Linked DNA regions of Mus musculus: all the other regions are linked to region 1. Evidence: chromatin loops called from intact Hi-C (ENCODE). Cell type or tissue: left cerebral cortex. All regions are shown on one strand. Region 1 holds the start of n-TDgtc11 (a tRNA gene). Region 2 holds the start of Prss16 (protease, serine 16 (thymus)). Region 3 holds the start of n-TSgct8 (a tRNA gene).

Evidence for each region. Hi-C counts contacts between places; a loop is a spot of excess contacts. Peaks named below come from ENCODE experiments on the same cell type or tissue, not always from the same donor. Only the 100,000 strongest peaks of a DNase experiment are listed, where the experiment ranks them.
Region 2: a loop joins it to region 1, with 1.9 times the contacts of the local background. A loop is called at or near these places in 3 of 42 quality-filtered maps.
Region 3: it touches region 1 in a loop (1.9-fold over the local background); 3 of 42 quality-filtered maps call a loop at or near these places.

The regions. Positions count from the first base shown.
Region 1 is chr13:21,911,089-21,919,088 of GRCm38, forward strand. Gm40831 (a long non-coding RNA gene) reads left to right here. Exons shown (of 3, transcript XR_873164.3): 1 at 1-241; 2 at 1,057-1,098; 3 at 1,187-1,270. It overlaps n-TDgtc11 (a tRNA gene), which reads left to right and starts at 225; the gene lies at 225-296. It overlaps n-TLcaa2 (a tRNA gene), which reads left to right and starts at 3,750; the gene lies at 3,750-3,855. n-TRtct3 (a tRNA gene) reads right to left here and starts at 6,159; the gene lies at 6,074-6,159. In left cerebral cortex, no CTCF peak of the experiment used is centred here; DNase peaks (open chromatin) are centred at 260, 3,731, 6,178 and 7,858; H3K4me3 peaks cover 1,217 bases.
Region 2 is chr13:22,002,628-22,010,627 of GRCm38, forward strand. It overlaps Prss16 (protease, serine 16 (thymus)), which reads right to left and starts at 7,114. Exons shown (of 12, transcript NM_019429.2): 1 at 7,004-7,114; 2 at 6,763-6,929; 3 at 5,952-6,051; 4 at 5,703-5,832; 5 at 4,516-4,639; 6 at 4,261-4,338; 7 at 4,120-4,167; 8 at 3,355-3,645; 9 at 2,464-2,605; 10 at 519-698; 11 at 299-444; 12 at 1-183. The coding sequence starts at 7,070. The coding sequence ends at 127. In left cerebral cortex, no CTCF peak of the experiment used is centred here; DNase peaks (open chromatin) are centred at 3,571 and 3,793; H3K4me3 peaks cover 1,497 bases.
Region 3 is chr13:21,992,445-22,000,444 of GRCm38, forward strand. It overlaps n-TSgct8 (a tRNA gene), which reads right to left and starts at 1,827; the gene lies at 1,746-1,827. n-TQctg1 (a tRNA gene) reads right to left here and starts at 4,208; the gene lies at 4,137-4,208. In left cerebral cortex, a CTCF peak has its summit at 3,207 (motif pointing left); a DNase peak (open chromatin) is centred at 1,784; H3K4me3 peaks cover 1,437 bases.

The sequences.
Region 1 (8,000 bases):
CTTTATCTTTTATTCTTTGCTGTTATTTGAAACAAAGGCTCGTGTCTTAGCTGTTCTTGGCAGAGGAAGAGCTTTGTGATTGCTTAGAGGTCGTCGGTGAGGAGGGAGAAAAGAAGAAGGGAGAAGACGAAGAGAAAGATAAAAGAAAAGAAAAAGAAGCAAAAGAGGAAGAAAACATCCCTTCGTTTGAACTTCCCTTAACATTATTGTATACGTTCTCGTTCTCCTCGTTAGTATAGTGGTGAGTATCCCCGCCTGTCACGCGGGAGACCGGGGTTCGATTCCCCGACGGGGAGTCTGGACACATGTGGCTTTTTGTTTCTATTTTGGGACACAAAAGGTCAGGTCCGTCTGGTGGTCACCAAATGAGCTATATCTGAGGCTGCGATTTTTGCAATTGTTTTAAATCAGATCACAACACACAGTCTGATTAGGACAGCCCGTATGGCCTTTCTGAGAGGAATGTGCATCTCAGCAGGGTTCATCTATTTCAGTACCCTCCCCAGGATTCCCAATTTGAGAGAGAGTTGGAAATAGCAGTATTTCCTATGAGACCATATACTCTCCCATAACAATAAAAAAAGCACAAAGAGAGTTCATTTTGTGTTGGTTAACAACTATGCCTGAACATGAGGCACGGCCTAAAATGTAGTTGATTTTCCTTCTCAATAGGAGGTACCAATTGCAAATAGCCTCAGGGTTAGGGTTGGGACTTTGTGTTCACTTCATCCTGGGATTGTGTCTGGATTGAATTTGTTCAGACCTTGTGTATGCTCTAACAGAATCATAAAACTTGTTAGGATTTTAGACCATCAACAGTTCTTTGCAGGGTGGTTGTATGATACATGAAGAATTCTGAAATCAAAAGACAAAAGTTTTGTTTTTTTTTTTTTGTGAACAGGACCAAACTGATCCTGCTTCTAGCGTAAGAAACTCTCCTATACTAAACAAAGGCGCATAAAACAACCATAATGCTGAATAATTCAACTTGAATGCTGAATAATTCAATTGTTTGTTTGTTTTTCCTTTTTATGACCACAATTGTAAACTTCCGAGAGCCCACAAATCATTCAAGGTGGAAGATATAACTGAGTAAAGGTAGACCGGGTTTTGATTTCTATAATGATAATTAATTTATTCTGATTAAATTCGCCAAAGTCAAAATTGATTTTTGTTGCTTGAACAGGAACTCAAAGCCTGGACCCTTGGAATAAAAACTCAACACCCTGCCAGTTCCCAGGTTTTCGAAGCATGCTTCTGTTCATCTGAGAAACAATTTAATTCCGTAAGTAATTTAAGTTTCTGGGAAGAGCTGAAAGACTCCTTGGCTTTGGGTACTACCAAGGGTCTTACAAAAGTCTGGCTTGGCTACCTGTTTTATCTCAACACCTCCACACTATACTTACATTAAATGGTCAAGAAAAATAATTTTTGTGACTGAAGGATAGAGATTATCCCAAGAATTAATGATTGCAGAAGCGAGGTCATCAGAGACCCCTGGAGATCGGGCTGCCTTGCCAGCTTGTAGGTAGAACAAGGAGGAAGAGATTGTGCTTAGAAATGTTGGAGCAACTGGGGATAATCCTCAAGAGAATCAAAGGATGGGAAAAGAGGAAGCTGCCATCATTCTAGGTGTTTTTCTTGCACTTACAGACACCAAAGCCATGGTTTTTTTTAGAGCTTTGGTTTTTTGTTTTTAATTTGTTTATTTCATTTAGACTCACTCTCTAACTTATTAAGAACTGGATGGACTAGTTAACCTAAGCTAGTTTTTTTTCCGGTCCTTCAATAATCATTCATTCATGAACCATAGTTTAAATACCTGTAGTATCAAAAGTCATAGGCAAAGGTGACATCAGAAAAGATGGGAAGAGCCTGGTTCTATTTTCCAGGGGTTCATTTGATTGGCTGATTTAGAAATATGATCCATTCACCTCCCCCATAAGTGTAGACAAGTCTTATAACAGACTATAGATATTCTTACTTAAAGGAACAATAAATAGCCTTTAAATCACTGGTTCTCAACCTTCCTAATTCTACCACCTTATAATGCAGTTCTTGTTGTGGTAACCCCCAACCATAAAATTATTATTTCATTGCTACTATCATTCTAACTTTGCTACAGTTATGAATCATAATGTAACTATCTGATATGCAGGATATTTGATATTTGACCCATGTGAAAGAGTGTTTCAACCCTAAGGGGTTGAGACCCACAGGTTGAGAACCACTTCTTTAAAAGATTCTAGATATAACTTGATGTTTGATAGTTCTGTTCGAACCGTTCTGAACTTCTATGATACAGTAGTTAGGCCTTGTCAAAGGTTTTTTCAGGACTTTCAAGATGGCTTAATAGTTTGTAAAGGTGCTTACCACTAAGCTCGGGAACACGAGTTCCATCTCTGGAACCTAAGTGAAGGAAGAGAAAAACCAGTTCCCACGGCTATCCTCCAACACCCACATGTGTGTGCAAACTTCAAAAAGAGATAATTTTGAAATATCTTCTAAGAAAGCCTGCCTCCCATGCTGGGGGAGGAAATGCTACCTCAAAAACATACTCCAAACGTTGTTTCATTGATGAGGATTCCAAATAAGATTTCCTATTTCTAAACATTTGTCTTGTGCTGTTGTGAACGCATTAGGTGACAAACTGTGATCCAATATCATAGGACGGCCCTAGTCTGGGGTAGAACCAAGTTTGCTGTGTGTAAATAATGATACTAAATATCTGCATGTGGATTACATCCTTTGCTGTTCATTATTATCAATCATATTACAGATTAAGCTGATGGCTCCCTTTTCCCTCTGGTGTCCCTCACACCAGTGCTGCTCTGTCACTACTCTCACCACCCCCTACCTAGAGTATTACAATGTTCTGACGTAGAGTGTGAATCACATCCTGCTTGCTCGGACTTTAATTCATCCTTGCTACTAATCTACACTATGCTGTAATGGTAGTTAAGTTCGGGTTAGATCAGGAAGTTACACAGAAGGAAAGGGCAACAACGGACTCTCCTTTGACCTCTGTCCACTCAGAGACGTCTGTAGCAAGCAGCGCAGTAGCTGATTTACAGTGAGTTTCTACAATGCTAGAAGGCCTCCCCTGTGAAAAGCAAGCAGAAACACTGGATCAAAGGTCTCAGCGAGATACCGGAGTGGGAAGAGGAAACAAATGGGGCGAGGGTAGGAAGAAGACAGGGGACAGAAGAGAGACTGGAACAGACACTGTTACTAGGAATGATCACGCCTTACTCAGTTCATTCCGTTCATCCATGTCAGATATCACAGGCCTTCAGTTCACATCCCCTTTCCCAGATCGTCAAATAAAGTTAGGGATATCAAAATCTGTAGAAGAGAAGTGACAAGAGTATCAGGATCAGGGTGGAAAATGCCAACGAGAAGGGGCAATAAAGCTGCGAATTTCATTGCCAGAAAGAGAGAGCGCTACCGGATTGGCCGAAGTGCTACTGGGTTCTTAGAACTCTTGCCTCGGATTCAAGAAATTTCACATCATAGCACCGACTCCGGCACTCGGATCCAGGATATCCTAACTGCAAACCACAGCCTCCCAGGGAAGGGCTGTCCAAGTGTGTGTCACTTCCCTACTTTCCCCTCCTCCTACCACTCTCTCCCCACAGTTTCACTTCTTATTTTCAGTAGGTTCAAACCTTCCATTCCAGTACCCTGGGTACAACTAGGATCTGGCTCATTTTCTTAACAATCGATTATTCCGACAGGCTAGAGCGTGTGTCAGGATGGCCGAGTGGTCTAAGGCGCCAGACTCAAGCGTTCGCTTCCTCTACTGAGGGTTCTGGTCTCCGTGTGGAGGCGTGGGTTCGAATCCCACTTCTGACACAGTTGCTTTTTATTATTATTATCATCTTGCACCTTTCGTAATGAAATCTCTGTTTTGCTGATTGTATCAGCTAGGAAAGACTTTCTTTAATTCCGTTTTCTGACTTTGAGCCATCTAGCTTTTTTTTTTTTTTTTAACACGATATTTTGACCCGTTGTTTTTCTGTCTTGTGCCCTTGAACTCAAGCTAACCCTTTTGCCTCAGCTATCTATACAGCTGGAAATGTCTTTAATATGCTTTGGTTTCTTAGTGTTTAGTTCTGATTATTCCTTCTGGCCATTTGTTACAGTTTTGCACATGATCGATTCAATCACATAATTCATCAGTTCTGAGTTCCTTCTTGTCCGGGTGTGTGTGTGTGTGTGTGTGTGTGTGTGTTGCATTCTTTCAATTGACTTCCATTTGATTTTAGGCAACGCTGGCTGATATGTGGGGGTGCCCCGCTATTTTGTGGGTTTTCGCTCTCTTATTTATAGACTGTTCCACCCCTCTGTCTGTCCTTCTTAAGTCTCATTTATTTTCTTCTGTCGTTGTGCTGTTTTGGTGAAGACTGTGCTAAACTTCTTTTAGATTATGATAAACTCTGGGTTTAGGGTGTAACTTAAGGGCAGAGCCCCCGCCCAGAATACTGGAGGCTCTGGGTTCTAACCCCAGCACAGAAAAATAAATCTTGAGTTGCTTATCTCCAACAGCCTTGAGTGCTGGCAGCTTTCTCCTCTGAGGCTGTTACATCTTTATTGTGGACCAATCATAATCTCAGGAGTTTGTTTCTTGAGAACGTGACAGATATCTGAGGTAGCTGAGGGAGAAGAGCCTTCCTCATTGTATAATTCGAATGTTAAGTTCTCCTGTCCGCATTGCACATTTGTATCTTCCAACTGTTTCAGTCTTGCTCAACTTAACTTTCCGTGTGCTCTTTTGCCACATTAAGCTGCAAGACTCTTCGTCTTAGTCTCTTAGGAGTGAGAGAACTTAGGGGGTCTAGCTGTTCTTATGTTCCGATTTCAAGTTTTTCTTCAGCACACAGTGCATTTTGATCTTGTAACTGTATCTTCTGGTATTATTCAGGTTGTTTCTACATCTATTACTGTTCATTTATCCTGTCCATATTGTTCATTAATTATATGAGGGCCGTTCCTGACTATACAAATGGGTACCTTACAAAGGCTGATGATCTCATCCTTTGTATTGCCAGCAATGAGGAACCTTTCAGACAATCAGAATGCCTGAGGTGGAGCTGTGGTCTTATTGTATGGCACAGACTACGGTCTAAACAAGCGTTCTCACTCTGTGGGTCGCGACCCCTTTGGCAATCCTTGATATCCAAGAGTATATAGCAACCCTTGAGACACTCAGATTCCAGTCTTGACAAGCCCCGCCCACACTTAGGAGTGTAGCATCCTTATTCTGAGCACATCTCTTAGAGAATGAGCTTAACTTACTTCAAAACCTTTTCCTAATACATTCCAATTTTGTTCATAAAACAAAATGTGAGGTGTTTAATAGAATAGTATAACCAATCTATGGAATATTACACGCTTTAGATGAAGAATGAGATGCCACCACATATTAAACTATATCACAACACAGAAAATAACAGTATGTGTTTATGTATATATCTATTTGATGCCTATACAATGCATATTCCTAGAAATATTACCTAAAATCTATGTCGCATATTTATTAAACATGTATATAATATGTAAATTTCTAGGAAGATGCACAGGATACTTTAAACAAACAAGGCACCAGTCCGGGGAATTAAGGAAGTGGTGTTCTAGAATGAAAAAAAAAAAGATATATCATTCACTTAGGGTGATGTGAGAACTTCCATGGCTCCTTGTTTTAAGTCACAATCTATTACAGACATAAAAGCATATTGAATTTTGATTAAGCTTTTAGGATGAAACATTTGTGCTGCCAAGGAACTTTTTCTAAGGCAAAGAGCGTTCTGGAATTTGAGCAGGTAGAAAGCAGACATTGTAAACAAACGGTGAAGGAAAAAGAGAAAAACTAAGTATATAATATAATACAATATAATATAGAATAAGTTTCACAGCTTTCAAGGGACACTTTAGACCTTTTGAGTTCTTATTCTCGCTCACTCAGTGGCAGCGTTTGGGAGAATTAAGTAATGATGATGCTAGGAGCAGAAAGCAGACAAAACTGCATTGCTTTGATTGCAAGGTCAGACACCTCTCACAGGCAAAATACCGTCGACTCTGGCGGGACTCGAACCCGCAACCTTTGAATCTCTCAATCATGCTAGAAGTCCAATGCGCTATCCATTGCGCCACAGAGCCCACCTGTAACTTTCTTCCTTCCTAAGGCTTCTCAGTACTTTCTTGTGTATCAATGCACTGTTTTCTATGAACGGTATTTCCTGTTTCTGTAATACTTCACACAAAAATGTGCAACAAACAAGATGCGCGATCCTCAACACAACTTTCTGTCCCGGGTGTATTCCACCAGAAATGTCTGACCAGAGATTCATTTCAACTTTCTGGATTTGATGGCACAAGTTTGTAACCTCAACAATTTAAAAACCGAGGCAGAAGGATTTCCTCGAGTTCCAGTCCATCCTGGGCTATACAATAGTGAGGCCATGTCTCAATAAAACAAAAACAAAACAAAGTAAAACAAAGAAAATCAACACAAAGACAAAATTCTTATCTCATTTAGTCTGGCCTCTTTAGTTCCAAGTCAGATCATTCCTTTTGCTAAAGAGAGATCCAAAGTCCTTTAACTCGTGCCGGCGCCCAACCAAGTCCTCCCTTTTTTGGAGTTTTGGAGCTTCGAGATTTTCTTTCTTTCTTTCTTTCTTTCTTTCTTTCTTTCTTTCTTTCTTTTTTTCTTGTGTTGCGTCTGAGTTCTTTAGAAAAGGCCGATTCTCGGGTTTAGTACACGGAGCCCTGGTGGTGATGTTCCGTTGTGTTCTGGCAGCTCTGGAAATCTCCAGGCTTTTCTCCTGGAAGTTTTTGGTGGTGGTGGTGGTGGTGGTGGTGGTGGTGGTGGTGGTGGTGGTGGCTGAGATGAGATGCTCCTACGGAAGCACATCACTGTAGTGTTCACGTGCTCTTCCCGCAAATTAATTTAGAATAAAAATTGGTGGAGCACCCGAATTTGAAGTCAGATAACTAAGTTTCGGGATCCGTGTCCAATCTCGTCTCTCTACTTTGGGGTCGCACGACAGGCGACTGAGCTTTTCTACAAGATACCCTTCCCTCTCCGCGGCTCTTGCTGCTTCGTCCACTCTTTTCTTCATCTTCTGGACCTGTTGCCTACCTCTCCTGCTGACTTCCCTCTACTTTCCAACTGATGGCAGGAAAGGTCTAGGAAGTAACTGGAACGTGGATAATAGAATACGCAAGAGTGAGAATTAGAAGAAAGCCAGAGAATGCTGTGTGGTCCCGAAGCAGTCGTAGTACACTTCCCTCACTTTTTACTTCCCGGATCTGTAATATAGTAACTCTTAATTAAGGACTTTCAACTATTTTGATTACAGACTGAGAAGACAAAGGTAGATTATAAAAGGACAAAAAGATACTTACTAGGTTAGAGGGTAGTGGGGTTTGTGGTTTGTTTGTTTGTTTGTTTGTTTTGTAAATATGTTAGTTAATTTTGCTTAGGGTCTCTTGACTCTTGGATGAGGGGTCCGGTCCCTAACGTTTACTTGGTCTTCTATCCTGCTTCGGGCTCAGTACTCACAAGTGCCTAGGATTTGTATAGAGCTCTGGCTACTTGTGACCTAAGGCTTCGAATAAATCGCAGGGGGATGACTTTTGCATTAAGCCTATTTTAAAGTAAAATTCAATTAGGAAAAGAAACTGCTGAGTTGGCTGTTTCTAGCGATTTCGGTAGCTTCTGGAAAGTGAAGCGCGAAGGCGTTTGCAAAGGCCTTCTTGGGAAAGCGAGAGGAAGGCTGCGGTACGTACTTGGGAACTGAGGACACTTGGCCGCAGCGTTGTTTACATCCTGAAGTCCGCTACGCAGCGTGGTTTAGCGAGGAGGCTATGTACCTGAAAGTTCTAGCAGAAGAATGATCCCATCCGGGCTTCGAAACTACTCACAAGGCCTGGATGTACGTTTCCAGTTTCGCGGACTTGCCCCACTACCCTTTTGCCACTGGCACGAGATGACAAGT
Region 2 (8,000 bases), 92 kb after region 1:
GGCACTGAGTCCCACGTCTAGGAACTTCCTCCTTCCAAACAGCTGTTTTCTCTTCTACAGTGAAGAAAAATGCCAGGATGCAGTTCCTGTGATGGGACTGTCAAAGGGCTGGGTTTTGATCCCACATCAACTCTGGCTCTTCTTTATATCTTTGAGCCAATCCTGTAATTGCTGGGAGATTTTCTGTGAAGAAGAGATGGAGAACATTCTGGAGTCAGAACTCAGCACCAGTAAAAGATGAGTTATACAAATAAGTATGTGAGTGAGAATATAAAACATTCAGGATCTTTTCTCTTACCTGACGTCCCAGGCGGAGGCTGGGAGAGTCTGAAGGCCTCATAGGTGCCATATCGAAGCAGTGGGAAGCACTAGGAATTAGAAGGGCTGGCTCAGACAGTCCTAAGTCCTGTGTTACGCTCAATACATGCCAAGGATCTGTGTCTCCTGGAAAGAAAGGAGAGGATGGCACTGCACTGAGACTACAATGTTGTAGAGCCAGGCCCTGGTGGTACACTCACCATTAACAAACAGTACTTGGGTGGCTCCAGGGCTCTGACCACCATAATAGGAGTTTGTCTGGGCCACAGCCTGGGCAACAGATGCAGGTGAGAGGCCAAACACTTGTTCACACAGCTCTAGCTGGAAGGGCAGTGCTGGGAGCTGGGAAAAAGGACACTGAAGACCCTCACAGGTGACATCTGTGGAATGAGAATATTTTGAAGTGTAAAGAATACATATAGACAGCCTCCTGCTCTTCTCCAATAGTAATTTTTAGAACACCCACAGTAGTGACCTCGTGAGTTCACAGTTCTGCCCAACAGACCCACATCCCAGATCATTACATTCCCAAGTGACAGGGCTGTGACAGAAAAGGACAGGAGGTAGGGCTCTTAGAGAGAACACATGGGCCCAGGGAGGGCATTCTGCAAGAAGAAGGCCTTGAGTTAGGATGGGTAAGTCAAACAAAAAGAAGAAATAACCAACCCGGAAGAGAGAAAAGTGAACATGCAAAGGATTAGAGGGGAGGGAGAATCTGGAATGACTGCTTCTCAAATTGGATCATGTCCACGCTGCTTAAAAACCCATATCTCACAGTGTTCTGGGTAAATCATACTTCCTTGACCTCACATGAGTTCCTTCCTTCACATTTGCTGAGCACCTACAATGCACTCAGACATCTCTTGGGCAATACTGGGCAGAAAGTGGCAACCAATATAGTTCCATGTTCTGCTGTTATAGCACTCAGAAGGGGACATGGAATGCTAGCAGATTAGAATGTACTAAAGAACACAGAATAACAGAAGTGGGACTTTTTTTTTTAATCTATAGAGATGATGCAAGATATTGAGGGAAGGGTATCTTGAGGTGAGACAGGAAGATGAGCAAACCCTACAAAACGGGAAATGGATCACTCTGGTACATTGAACAGGATGTGCCAAATTCCTAAGCTGTAGGGGGCTGGTGCATTGGGCAGCCCAAAATATGCAAAGCTGTGTTATAACAGCAGTAAGAAAAGTACTGTTATTATTCTCAGTTTAGAGATGTGGAACCTGGCTAATAACAGTTAGGCACTTGCCCAAGTTTGTCCAAAAGCACACAGACAGAAAATGGAATTTGGACATTTTATTTCATGCCACTACCCTCACTTGTCTTCAGAAAGTGTAGGAAGAATGTAGAATTCAACTCTGATCTGGGTGTGGTAGCATATGCCTGTCATGTCAGCACTCTGAGGCTGAAGCAGGAGGACTGCTGTGAGTTGAAGGTAAACCTGGGCTACCTGGTAAGACTCTGTCCCCAAAAAGAGAACAAAGGCTTAGCTCCTCTGGGATGGAATGACCAAATTTGACAAATGATACAGGATACCTATATTTAGATACACAAACTCCCCACTACTTTTGTACATGTGATGCATGAGTTTTTAATCTGCATCATTTTTGTTTCTTTTCTGTAGTTTAGAAACTACATCCTGTATTTTTTGCCCGGCAACTACAACATTGAGTCACTGAAATGCAATCCCATATTTAGGGAGATTTCTCTGGCCATGGTGTAGAAGTCAGACTGCACAGGTGAAGTACAAGCTTTGAGACCGAAGAAGTCTGGGTTCCAGCAGCAGTGTGTGGCACCTCTGTCAGGACCACAGAGTAAGAAGTAGAGAATGGGAAGATTGAAAACTTGTTCAAGTTGCAAGTGTGTAAGACTCGGTGCTTGACAGGACATCCAGACAACGGGAAAGAGGCACAAGGCACAATCTCTAGCCCAGTGAGAAAGGCTAGTGATATTCTAAGATAGAATACAGGAAGCACAAGGAAGGAGGGTCCATTTTATGTTGAGAGTAGCATAGGAGGTGGCTGTTTACTTGCTCCAGTCAGACACTTTTGCAGTTACAGAAGGTCAGCTAGTTGTGACCATGAGTTCAGACCATCTTTAAGATGCTTCGGTTTGGGAGTTAGGTGGGTCACTTACAGAAGCCAAACTCAGTGCATGTCTGGTACAACCACTGCCGGTCCCCCACACCAGACACTTGCGGTTCGGTGTTGCTCAGCTGTGCCACTGTCTCTGCCCGGGAAAAGCTTAAACACTTCTGTCCCATGCTGCGCAAGACTATCTAGAGGAGAATACATACATGAACGTATAGGTTCACCCATTTATATATAGCTGCATGTTCCCTCTTCTCCTAGTAAGCCAGGGCCACCGGCATATAGTAGGACTACAGGTAAAGCATGAGGAGAAGGGTAAGTTCTTGAGGGTTTTCTGGGTGTTAGTAGTCAGTGGACATCCACCAGAGGGGGTCCTTGTAACCCATGTCCTAGGTTTTATCATCTGTGAGATCCCAGGCAAGAGGCAACCGTTCTACCTGTTCACTCTTCTGTAAGTGGGGTATTAATAGTGGCTTTCACCTGAGAAACTAATGAAATAAATTTTGCGACATGTTCTTAAAGAACCTTGTCCAGAATTAGAGCAGGAAAAGTGATGGCGAAATTTTAACTGTAGAACGGGTGTGAGTGTGTGTGTGGGGGGGGCACTCCTTAAGTCTAATCTCAGAACTCCCTAACACTTCAGTCATAAATACTGTTGTGCACTAGCTGTTTGCCAGACACTGCTGCTGCCAAGACCACATAACAAGATAGAAGAGATAGTAATCTTGTGGTCTCTACATTTGTATACTGTGTGTTTAGCTCTTGGTTACTTAATAAGGTAATTTTACTATCAGCTGGATGAGACATGCAAGCCTTATTATTACAGATAAGGAATCTGAGGCGAAGAGGAGGATTTCGGTCGTCTGAACTCGGTGAAGGTGGACGCTCAGCTTTGGCCCATTAGTCTCTGGCTTACAAGCGCGTCCGGGTGGCTTACCTGTACAGCCCGGCGAAGCCCCAAGTAGGGCGTGGAGCGGCTGCGGTTTCCCCACTTCCCGAGCAGGAGACCGCAGAGCTGGCGCACGCTTAGCGGCGCTCCCGCCTGCCCGTCGTACTGCACGGTGCCGCCCACCAGCGCCTGCAACGCTCCCAGCAGCTCCGCCTGGTCTTCCGTAAGGTCCAGGGACCCGCAGGCGCCCAGTTCCTCCCTCAGCACAGCCTGAGCCGCCGGGCCTGCGCGCAGCAGCCGCTCCACCTCCGTGAAGGCGGTGGAGGCCGCCGCCAGACACTTCGGAAAGCGAGAAGCGACTTTCGCGGGGGGATCTTGATTTTCCTTCTTTGGAACTGCATCTTCTTGGGGAGGTTCCCAACCTCACTCCCTGTCCTCTAAATTTTCCCTCCCAGTGTCCCGCATCCTCCTTAGCTTCTGACTTTGACTCAGGTAGACAGAGTTCACTAGAGCTCCGCCCTCGATGACTCCACCCCTAACCCACCACGCCCCTCCTCGAACCGCCCTCTACTGGTTTCTCTTTAGCCCAGCCCTCCCTTCCCCTCTGATTTGGATCCCCACTCATCCCGACAGGGTCCCTCCTCTCTAGAAGCTTCCTCAGTTTTCAGTTCCAGCAGCTTGCAAAACCAGACTGCGTCCCTGGGCTAAGGTCTTGTGCAACCTGGCTGTCCTAAGGCTGGTCCCCATTCTGCCCTGATTTTCCCGAACTCTTTTGGTTCCCTCGCCTTCCTCCACACTCTACAACCCGCCTACCTCCAATGATCCTCCTATGGCGACTTGTGTCAGGCTTCTGGCCACCACCTGCGGCACGCGGGAAGGACGTCCGGAAACTGCAGGTTTGGGGGAGACCCCGTCCCCACCCCTGCCTCCTCCCCGCTGCCACTGAGCTCTTACCTGGTTATAGGCGGAGAAGTCCACTACAGCGCTCAGCGGTGCTGAGGAGGCGACGGCGGCAAAGACTAGGTGGGGGAACTACGAAAGGAGGAGCGTCAGCCTAGTACAAGAAGCGGTGCTTGCGCTCGGTGTCGCTCTCCGGCCCCAGTGATGTGCATGGCTAGGGAGGAGCGTGGTAGTACACTCGCGCTACCTCTGGTCGGGACCCTGCAGGCCGACTTCCCCAAACCCGCCCACCCGAGGAATTCTGAGGACCTTCAGCCGGGCCCAGGTCGCCAGCGAGCCAGCGTAGGAGCCTCCGAAGCAGATCCAAGGGCTGGAAGAAGACACATTGAGGAGGCCGGAGAGCGCCTGGCGAGCGGAAGCCACGTCAGCCAACCTGCAAAGGAGCCAAAGTCGAACCTTACACTCCTGGGGGCCACTGTGTAGAATGATACCAAAACCTAAGCTGGGCCCAAGGTTCCTTCCGGTAACTCTCTCTGCCTAGGCCAAGGGAGAAGGCCCACCCATTTCAGGTGAGAACGGAAAAGTTTCCTAGCGCCTTAGGTTAAAAACTTAAACAAAAAATAGAGGGACGCCAGAGGCAGTCGAGGAGGGCGCCCCAGAAGAAGAAGGGCTCTAGGCAGGATGGGCTATGGAACTGAGGACTGGGAGAAACTCAAAAAGAAAGGAGAAAGATACCGGGATATAACATCCTTTCTCTTCCTCGTCTTTTTTGAGGTGGTTTTCAGTCGGTGAGTAGCTGCCATTCGAAGCCAGTAGAGCTTACTGAGAACACTGAGATGGAGAGACACAAAGAGATGGAAACAAGATCGATAGGAGGGAGACCGATAGAGGAAGAGAGGTGCCTAGGTGAAAAGGAAGAGATAAGGCTCGTGGAGAACACTAAAGCAGGTGAGAAGTTGGGGAAAGAGGTGATGGGGATGAGCAACAAAAGTGAGGTACACAGAAGGAGAGAGACAAGTGTCTGGGAGAAGGCCACTCCTTGAAGACGGAAGCACTCCAAAGCTTGAAGACTGTCAGCAAGAACTGGAGTAGCTGAGCTACACTGTGTGAGTGTGAATTAACTGGAAACCCTGTGGCTCCTATAAAGACTTTCTTCTGAGCATCGGCAGATGTAAGGAATGAGCTTGGAGAGTCCTGATCTAATAATTTATGCTGAGACAGGATTCCTGTTCTCTACGTGGAAGTCAAGGGCAGTCACAGAGGATATGGCGATAATGCCGCTAAGAGATTCTGGTGGTTTGGAATAGTAGCCCACAGTGAGCGCTTTAGCATTCTTTGGATAGAAAGACGAGAATGGAGGGTGAGAGAAAGATAAAAACAGGGAGAGAAAGAGTTAGAGATGACAAGAGAAAGATTAAGAACACAGAGAAAGATTAAGACACAGCGGTGGATACTAACAGAACATTCCTGTCCAAACACCTTCCTTCCCCACTCACGCATGGCGGCTGGACAAGTAGCGAAGCAGGGCCAGATCCAGGCCCCCAGCAGGCATACTCAAACCATAGAATCTGTGTTCTAGGCTTATCACCAGGGCCCCCCAGGCAGGGGCCAGTGCCGCAGGATGCCCTGTGGAGAGCGCATGGTAGAGAGGTGGATGTGAGTTGAAAATGAGCTACGGAGCTTCTCAGGTCTCACTATTGTCATCTGCCGTTCCCTTCCTGGTCCACACCTTGCTCGCGTCTTACCTGCCATCACTGAGCCAGGCCCAAGGCTGCCCTCGCCTCCTATGTGCAGAAATACTGGTACATCTTGGCCAGTTCTGTGTTGATCATTCACCCAGTACCGCTAGGTGTGGAGATGAGGAAAAAGAAATGTCAGTGAACATCCTGACTCTCTTCCTCCTCACTCCAGCCTTTTCTCCAAGATTTCCCCCATCTACTTAGTGGCGTCCTAGCTGGGCTTGTCTAGAGCACATAACTATAAAGGTAGACATTAGAGGCCCTGGAATGCACTGCCCAGCTTGCTGTGTTTTGTAGTGTGTGTAATAAAGTATTTTTCCTTAAAAAATAGTAGATGTTTTTATTTTTAAATCCTCAGGACAGAGGGAGTTTGCTGGTACATGGGAGGCCTCTGCTATTTTGTGAAGCAGTCCTTATAAAGTAAGTAGTGAGCAGCTTGATTCAGGAACAGTGTGGCGACTGTTGGAGGTTATATACAGAGAGGGCAATGAAGAGCGGTACATTTGTTTATTGCTTCTTGTGATTTTTGAACACCCGTTGTCACTACTGGTTTCAAGGCTGTTTTGGAGTTCTGCTACATGTTAAAACTGGCTGGGTTTTTTTCCACCCTGGAGACAGTCTTATGTCACCCACACTGGCGTCAAACTCACTATGCAGCCCAGGATGGCCTTGACACCCAATTCTCCTGTCTTCACCTCTCAAGCTCTAGGATTACAGGTGTGCAGGGCAGGGTAGAAAGCAAGGAACTGGGGTTGGAGCTGGGGTTACAGACTGACAAGACAGTGCAGCGGACATTGGCCCCCTCTACTCGCCTCACCTGCAGGAAGGTTCGTCTGTCAGATGCATTGAAGGGATCCAGTGGCTGTTCTAACCACCCTTGTTTGGGGACAGCCCCAGGACCATGGCCTAGTCCAAAGCCTGGGTGTAGGCTAGAGCTCTCCTGAAACTTCTGAATGTGTTCCCTCAGGCGCCTGAGAAGCAAGGCTGTGAAACAGGAAGGCATCGGTGTTAGGCTGGACTCTGTAAGTCTCCATACTTGACCCTCAACCTCATCTTACCTGGAGTTGACAGTCCCCAGAGGGAAACCAGAAGCAAGAATCCCAACCATGGAGCCTTGACTGCCATTCTCCCCAGTATTCTGTGTTAGGAAGTGTTCCAGGCACTCTGCTCTTTTGTCCATCACTGAGAACCTATAATATGTCCTCAGGGCTGGGCTTTGTATTTCACGAGGAGCTCCTGTTTCATTTGGGATGCCTCTCCTGGCAGGTTCAGCGTCAGTAGTAACTGCTAACGCATAGCCAGACGCCAGAGTCTGTAGAGGCTGGATGACATGGCAATACTCTTTGCCCCTAGCTCCCTCGCCCCCCCCCCCCGCATCTCCTCTTCTGGTTCTTCCTTCCTCCTTGCCACAATCAGCCTTTTCCCCTCTGATTTCCCATTCCCCATTTATACTTTACCCTCCTCCGGTTTCTTCCCGTTTTCCTTAGTACCTCTTCTTGCACGCCCAGTTTCCCTTTACTCTTTATTAGTCCTTCCTCTCTGCCTTTTAGCACATCCTTGGTTGTCCAAAGAATCAGTTTCCCTTTTGTTCTTTGATCCCAAGTTTTTACCTTAACTGTTTCTAGGTTTCCCATATCATGTTCACCACTCTCTCTGACCTACAGCCCTATCACTCTTTCCTTAAAACTCTGTACAGTGTATGAACACAGTGGGTTTATGCTGCCTCAGAATTCTTACCCCTGTTTGTCCTCTCCGTGAGTTGCTATTTCTTCATAAATCCACAGGACTTGCCCCCTTAATCTTTAATGCTCAGAAAGCTCTAAGATGGTTATCGTTTTTTTCAGAGGCACAATGATCTGGGATGTGGTTCTGTTGGTAGAATGCGTGCCTAGTATGTATGGCACCCTGGATTTTATCTCTAGCACTGAAGTAGCCAGGTGTGCTAATGCAAGACTGGAACATCTGTAGTCACATCACTCAGGAGGTGAGGTGAGGAACAGAAGTTAAGTCAATTTCAGTTACACATAGCAAGTTGGAGGCAGCATGGGATACAGG
Region 3 (8,000 bases), 81 kb after region 1:
GTGGAAGTAGGAACACACAATCAACATGAGGGTAGGAAGAAAGGAAACAATGCTATCAACATATATTGTCTGAAAATTTTAAAACAAAAATTAAAGAAGAGAGATGAGTAGTAACAAAAGCACCTTGTGAGAACCGATTAGAACTGAAAATATGGTTCCTTCCGGTTTGCACCAATGCCCGGAAGCTGAACCTGTGCTCCAACCCGCCCACACTCAGAGACATCTTGACCCCCAGGAATTCTGACACACCCAGGATCACAGGAATGACAGAGACCAAAAAAAAAAAAAAAAAAAAAAAAAAAAAAAAAAAAAGGAACAGAGACTGAAGGAAAGGACATCCAGAGACCGCCCCACCTAGAGATCCACCCTATCTGCAGACACCAACCCCCACACTGTTGCTGATGCCAAGAAGGTCTTGCTGACAGGAGCCTGATATAACTGTTTCCTGAGAGGTTCTGCCAGCACCTGGCTAATAGAGATGCAGATACTCAGAGCCAACAATTGGACTGAGCCCAGGGACCCCAATAGAAGAGCTAGGGGAAGGACTGAAGGAGCTGAAGGGAATTGCAACCCATAGGAAGAACAATATCAACTAACTGGAGCACCCATAGCTCGTAGGGACTAAAACACCAACCAAAGAGTATACATGGAGGGAGCCATGGCTCCAGCTGCATATGTAGCAGAGGATGGCCTTATCTGGCATCAGAGGGAGATGATGTATGATCCTTGGCCCTATGTATGGAGGCTTGATGCGCCAGCATAGGGAGATGCTAGAGCAGTGAGGTGGGAGTGGAAGAGTGGGTGGAGGAGCACCCTCATAGAGGCCAAGGGGAGGGGAAGGGGGTACAGTATGGGTGGTTGTGGAGGGGAAACTGGGAAGGGGGATATCATTTGAAATGTAAATGAATAAAATGATTAATAATAAAAAGTGAAAATATTGTGAGCTCATGATTATGTCAAAGTGTACATGTATAAATATACATGCATATGTGTTCATGTATTTCATATATATATGAAATACATGAACATATATATGAAAATATACATATATATATGAAAATTATTAAATGGAGAAATATTCTGAGGTTATAAACGAAATATCTTTACTTTTAGAAAATAAATCCATAAGAACAAAGGACAGTGAAGCATTAACTTACTGTGTTACTATTTTGTTGTTTGTTTGTTTGTTTTTGGCACCAGGGTTGGGTGTGTTTCAAAAAGCAACAGAGAGAACAAGAAAGGGCAGAGCAAGCCAGAAAGCAAGGGCCTGTGGGAGAGAAAGAACAAGTAGGTAAATTCTCATAAAAGTATATGTGGTTTTCTTACAACATCGTCCATAAATTTGAAATTTCTTCTAAGCATAAAGTTAAAAGGAAACTTTTAATGGAATTTTGAAAATAAATCTTGAAGTTCCTGTTAAGTAACTTAAAGAAGCTGTGAAGTCTTGTGTTTATCTACCATCTAGTACTGAAACAAAACAAAGGGGATTCCCAAGCACTTTCCTGTGACATCGAGGCTGAAAGTAGAGAAAGGTACAATACAATCTCCCACTAGGTTAGTGGTGCTGTAGTGAGGTACAAATCAAAGCCTTCATAGCAGATGAGAAATGGTGTGCTGTGATTGTTGAAAGTTCCACAGCTGGTAAGTGTTGTGGTTTCTGTGATGGATACACAAGGAGTTGAATTTGAAAAACGTGGAGCATAGGAATCACCGACTATTGCTTTGGGTAATTTAAAATATGGAGACGACGAAGGTGGGATTCGAACCCACGCGTGCAGAGCACAATGGATTAGCAGTCCATCGCCTTAACCACTCGGCCACCTCGTCCTCTCTGCCACGGGAATTTTTTTCTTCCCTTCATTTTTAAGTCTTATTTTGATGGCCGTCTTAAATTTTGAATGTGTAATCCGTGTGGTGCTACCAGTTTCCAACCTAAAAGACTACTTAAGGAATTCTCACATGCAATCATTTTCTTCCTCTGAAAGGACACTTTCGCATTTGATGATCCCATCGTAGTACCTGTACCTCTCTATCCTCAATCCTCCTCGTTTCTCTGTACTACACTTGCTTTCCACCCTACAACGAAAATCTTTCTGCTGTCCTTCAACTCCGCGCTCTCTTTACTGGATTCATGGTATGAGTGCTAACCTTCCCCTACCGCCCTACTTATCTGTCCTACTTAGTTCTCGACTCACAAACGACTGAGATCTTAGGTTTGTTTCTTTGTTTTGGCCTCATACTTAAAAACAAACAAACAAACAAACAAACAAAAAAAAACTGAGGATAAATATTTATTTTCCACGAACCCTTACCCTTTTCCTCTTGCACAAGGTAGTATAAATCTGCCTAAGAATTTTATGTCAAGCTCATTGCATTTTTATGCTCAAAGACCCTGCCATGATCTATGGCAATAGAAGACACTTCTATAAACTGTTCTGATTTTTAAGATATTTCCTTCCAGTAATTATAAACTTGTGTTTTCGACCTGCTTCTACTGGCTTGAATTGCCTTTGTATTTTAAGGAGAGCAGATAATAAAAGATGTAACTAAAAATTACGGAGTGGTCATATATGGTTAATGAGGAAATCCAGATCTTACAAGAGGTGAATTTATTATGAAGAAGCCTTAAATTTAGTAAATGATAGCGAGCAGATTTGCGGTTACATAAAACAAGATAGGAATAACCAACATTTTAAACAGAATTAAAACTTCTTACAAGTCTAAATGAAAGTGAAAAGACAAGACACTGTATTCCTAAGATATATGTGCGCTCCCTGTCGTTGAATGAGGGATGTTATTAAAAGAAAATCAGCCTCCTTCCTTCTCGGCGAAATCTTGTAAAACAGCTTCTGACGGCTGGAGACTGCAGACGCGCTATTACCCGAAGAGTTTTTGTTTTGTTTGTTGTTTGTTTGTTTTGTTTTGTTTTTCTCTCACCGGCTGGGCGCTGTGAAACTGAAGTGGCCTTGTAATTATGAACACACAGCATTTGTGTACGGTTCCCTGAGTGAGACCTGCTCGCGAATGCACACACAGAACCGGACTCGTTGAGAAGATCAGCAGGTGTAGAAGGGGACCAAAGAGGGTAATGGGAGGCGAATACGGCCACAGCACCCTGTGTACAAGTATGAAACTGACAAACAAAAGCAAAAAAAAAAAAAAAATCCCAGAACTTTGAAGGAAGAAGTTGCATGGAAGGCGAGGGTGATTCTGGGGCCCTCTGGGGGCAGTCTCCGGTCGCGGCAGGAGAGCTCGGTTCCCGCCTTCCTAGCCGGAGCTAAACTCTTGAGCGCTTGCTCACGCCTGCACTTTGCAGAGCTGACAGCTCCAGAAGAAACACTCACCTTAGTCCCACTCCTCCCCACCCTCTCCGCCACTCAATGACATCACAGTGATGTCTTTCTTGTGATGTCATTTCTTGTGTCTGTTCACATGACGCATGCTCGTGCAAATTGGTCAAACTTGAATCTTTCTCTACCCACTGGCGACTGTGGCCAACCGTGTCCTCCTGCTTCATCTGTAATTCCTTGCATCCAAGAGGCAGAGACAGGAAGATTAAGAGTTTCAAGCCATCTTCGGCCATATGAGACCCCGTCTCATAGAAAAATCTGAAAAGTAAACCAATCAATCAATCAAACAAACAAACTAACTAACTAACTAACAAAACCCCAAACTAAGCAAATTGAAGTCCCAGTCTTCAGTAAGCAGAATCAGGAGGATTGCTGTAAGTTTGAGGTCACTCGAGGACAGAGTGAGAAGAACAAAACAAAACCCACAGGAAGGACAAAATAGCTATTGCTCTTCTGACTCATTAACAAGTTAAATTAACAAGATAAATTGTATTTCCAGTTTCCATGACAGCCAGGGACTGTTTCCTCTCGGTCTTCAAAAGTAGCTTCTTCCTGCTCTGCTCTCTCTCCCCGCCCGCACCCCTAATTGTGAGTAGATGTCTCTGGAGAGTTGCAGCTTTTTCCCGCAATTCCTTCTTGATGTTTCCTTCTCTCTCTTTTTTTTTTCTCTCTAAGAAACACATTATAAATAAGAATATTCACTTAGTTGTTGAATGAAGATATTTAACTCTATTAAGGTGAGATGGTTAGGAATTTCGGAGTATCAATTTAAATAAGAAAACTAATAAATCCCACCGAGATTTGAACTCGGATCGCTGGATTCAGAGTCCAGAGTGCTAGCCATTACACCATGGAACCACACAGGCTGTGATGTAGCTTTCAAGTCCTCCCCCTTCACCCCCCCTCCCCCCGGAGATTCTATGTGAACAGAAAAGATCACTTGATTTCTTCGTTTATATCACCACCGCCACCACTACCATCCTCTTATTCAGCCTTTGTAGCCTAGAATGACTTCAAACTCTCCATAACCCTCCTACTTCAGCCTGCACGGAGCTTCTTTCTCATCTCATGATCTGAACTCAAAACCTCCTTATTTGAACAGAGATCATAAAAGGACCAGGAGCCCTCCCCAACGTCCACCTACGCCCAAGGCTTCCCACCAAGTGGTTCGGGAATCAGCGTCGGGAAAACAGGTGAAGTTGTTGAACAAGACGGAGATCCTCTGGGGGTATTGAGTTTCGGGATGTCCTCCGTGGTTGCCTCACCACCCTCACTCACACCTCACACACTTACTCACACCTCACACACTCACTCACACCTCACTCAGCCACCGGGCGAAATGGGCATGAGTCTCTCTATCACAGGCGGGGAAGGTGCGTATGAAGCCTAAGGTCCATCTCAGTTTTGTGGATAGATCTGACACATTATGGGGGAAACTATTTTTGCCAAGTTCACAGTGATGGGCCGAGACATTGGTATTTACAAACACTGAAATAAACGTGCAGATTGCCAAACTTAAGAGGGATCTATGCAGCCTTGTGATTGAGGCTTACGAGCAAGCAGAGCGGGGAGGGCCCTGCGCCAGGGAATTGAACCTGAGATGACCCCCGACCACTCAAGAATCCCTTCTTCTCACAAGCTTACTTTGACTCCATCACACGTTACAGAGATGGGTTTCAGGGTAAACCCTGCCTCCGCTTGCTTGCTCCCGTTAGTATTAAACGGCCTAAGCGCAATAATTGAAACACGATTTTAATAAAGAATCGTGAGCAATTGTTATGTTCGTCGGAGTTCAAAGACGCTCCCTAAATGGTTGGGGCTCGGTTCTCCTTAGAGAGAATCCGCCTGGAAGCCAAAACCGATGTTAAGCGCTACACAGGAAAAATTCTAGGAGAGCACCACACTGGGTATCACAGGTAAAGTGCAAACACTCCCAGATTCCTTTCTGAGAGCAATACTGTGATTTTAAACCCTATTCAGTAAAATCACACAGATCCTATATTTGGAGGACCATTTGCCCGAGCCAATAACTGACGGGGGGGGGGGGGGGCTGCCTGGTTCTGTGTGAAACTAGGAACACAGGGGCTGGGAGATGGCTCAGCAAGTTAAGGTAAGCATCTATAATCTCATCACTGAGGAGGTGAAACCCGAGTTTAAGGTCAGTTGAACGATACACATTGAGTCTCAAATTGAACAAACAAAAGCAGCCTTTCTCCTTGGCTATCAGACCATTGAAGCGGTGCTTTGTAATTGTTATCTGGGAGGAGAAAAAAAATGATGGGGTCTTGGTCCCAACCAGCCAGAAAGGGAGTTTATCTTTCCAGAGTTTTCACAGTTCTGAGATGGTGTTGGGTAAGAACACTCCTTAACAAGGACTACTTAGTTGTGAATTGTGCATACTTTATTGTTTTATTTAAAGCTGGGTGTCTGGCTCAGGGGTAAAGGTGCTTGTGGGGTCCCACAGGAAGAAGGGAGACTGACTGATGAAAGTTGTCCTCGAACCCCCAGCCCAAACACTAGTAAATAAATGAATGAAATTAATATAAGTAAGTGGCTGAACCTCATGTGAGGACCTGCAATATGGATGCGAGGGTGGAAGAGGAGGGGCAGACCACTGAGCCTTGTTGCTATTATAACAAGTGGTCAAGTTGAATAAGTCTCCTTTCTAAACTCTTCACTACTGTTGTTAATTGAAATAGGTTGACTTGTTAGGGCTTCAAGGACCCAGGCTCTGACGCTAGGAACTCTCCAGTAACAGGTGCATTCTATGACAAGCAGTGCTTGAGGGTAAAAAAAAAAAAAAAAAAAAAATAGAAGTTTGGGGAGTGTCTGCCAGGCAGGGTAGGGTCTAGGAGTAGAGAGGGGAAGGTCAGAATGAATGGTTGCCTAGTAGCGTTAAAGGGGGCAGTAATTCTAAAGCCTTATTTTAACATACCACAGTAGTGAGACCTGAGACAAGGGCCAATGGCTCAATGGAACCGTGTCTGACTAGATCAGAAGGTTCTAGGTTAATTCCTGACTGCCTCAGTTATCTTTTTAACCCAGCCAGAAGAACATCTTTATTCAAATTACCTCTTGCTTTAATGGATACTGATGAGAATTCAGTTACTGTAAAACGGACCCTCCAGGTAGGGCTCCTCTCCCAACCCTGTGACAAACATGGTCGTTGCTTAACTGGAAAGAGACTTAGGAGGCATCAAAGGCAATTTAAGACATCTTGAATTTTCAAATTGCCTCTCTCTGATGGGGAGAGGATTTTTATACCTGTAGATGGTTTTAGTTTAAAATAAAAGAAGAAAATAAAAAGGGAAAAGGAAACAATGTGGATCTATGGGTGTCTTCAACATTTTTCTAGTTAGGAGATTGTGGTTCTCACTGGGAAGTGCAGACATTAGATCTGCCTTGGTAGTGGTACTGGGGGGTGGGGGGGCGGCAGCCTGTGCTCTGCCAGCCAAACCAGGATTGGACTTCCAACCCCCAGCCCAGCTCCCAATGACAACCTCTGAAAGAGCCGAACTGCAGGCAGTGCCTCCCATTAGCTCCTGTTCTGGTGAGCCAAAGTCTGGGAAGAGCCAGGCAGAGGCTGTGGCACTCTTTAAATAAGAAACTCAGTCTTTCTTTGTATTTCACCTTCTGGATCCTTACAACAGGACGAAGCAAAGATCAAGCAGAGGTGGCATGGGGCAACAAAAAGTTGAGCGATTTAACAATCTGACTCTTCCTCCTGATACAGCTTATTGGAGTTGGTGAATGAATTAGGTCATGAATGCTAACCAACAACCCCTCAAAAAACGGTCTTTCCAATCACACCTTTGCCTCATGCTCCAATTCCTGAACAGGAGAAAGAAAGAGTGCTGAAATCTTGTTAAGACTGAAGTAGCTGCATAGGAGAACATTCTGTATAATTCTACATGCTAAAAATATTTAAAGCATGACCATCCTCAGCTTTTGTAAAACTGTTCAAATGTGTACTGAGGAAATAGTAAGGCCATTCTTGTTCTTAAGTGCATAAAACCTGTCATTAAATTTGCTAAATGTAACTTAAAAAAATTGTATGGGTGTTTGTTTTGTCTCCATGTGGATCTGTGCACCACACAGAGAAATGAGAGACTACTCACTGGTCTGTTAGCTCAATCGCTGCTAACAGTGCCAAGGTGAGGATGAGCCCCTCTGTGCAATGCACAAGTAACATTGAATTCCAGATTTGTTGTTCTTATCTTCCTCGGCTCCCTCAACCCAACTGTGTTTTAGAGTCTCCAAAGTTTTTTTGTTTTTTGTTTTTTTGTTTTTGTTTTTGTTTTTTTTTCCCCCCAGGCAATGTCCTCTCTCCTGTAACAAGTGCTGGGAACACCTAGCTATGTGGGGCAGAGAACCCCAAAGTAGAGCATTCCCTGCTTGATGAAAAACTGGGGGGAGGAGATTAGAAAAGCTAATTGATCTTAGATCTTCTTTCCAAGTCAGTCCTGGAATCGAGCTCCTTTCTCACGTTGTACAGACCTACAAAGTAAAAGAAATGCATTTCTATCTGCACCTTTGTCCTGTGAATTTCCTGGAGGAGTTGAAGGCTGGCTGAGATTACACATCGTGGGCTAACTAGCTCTATGGACTCCAGCACATACTGGATTAGTAAACATGAGACGTGTTCTGTGT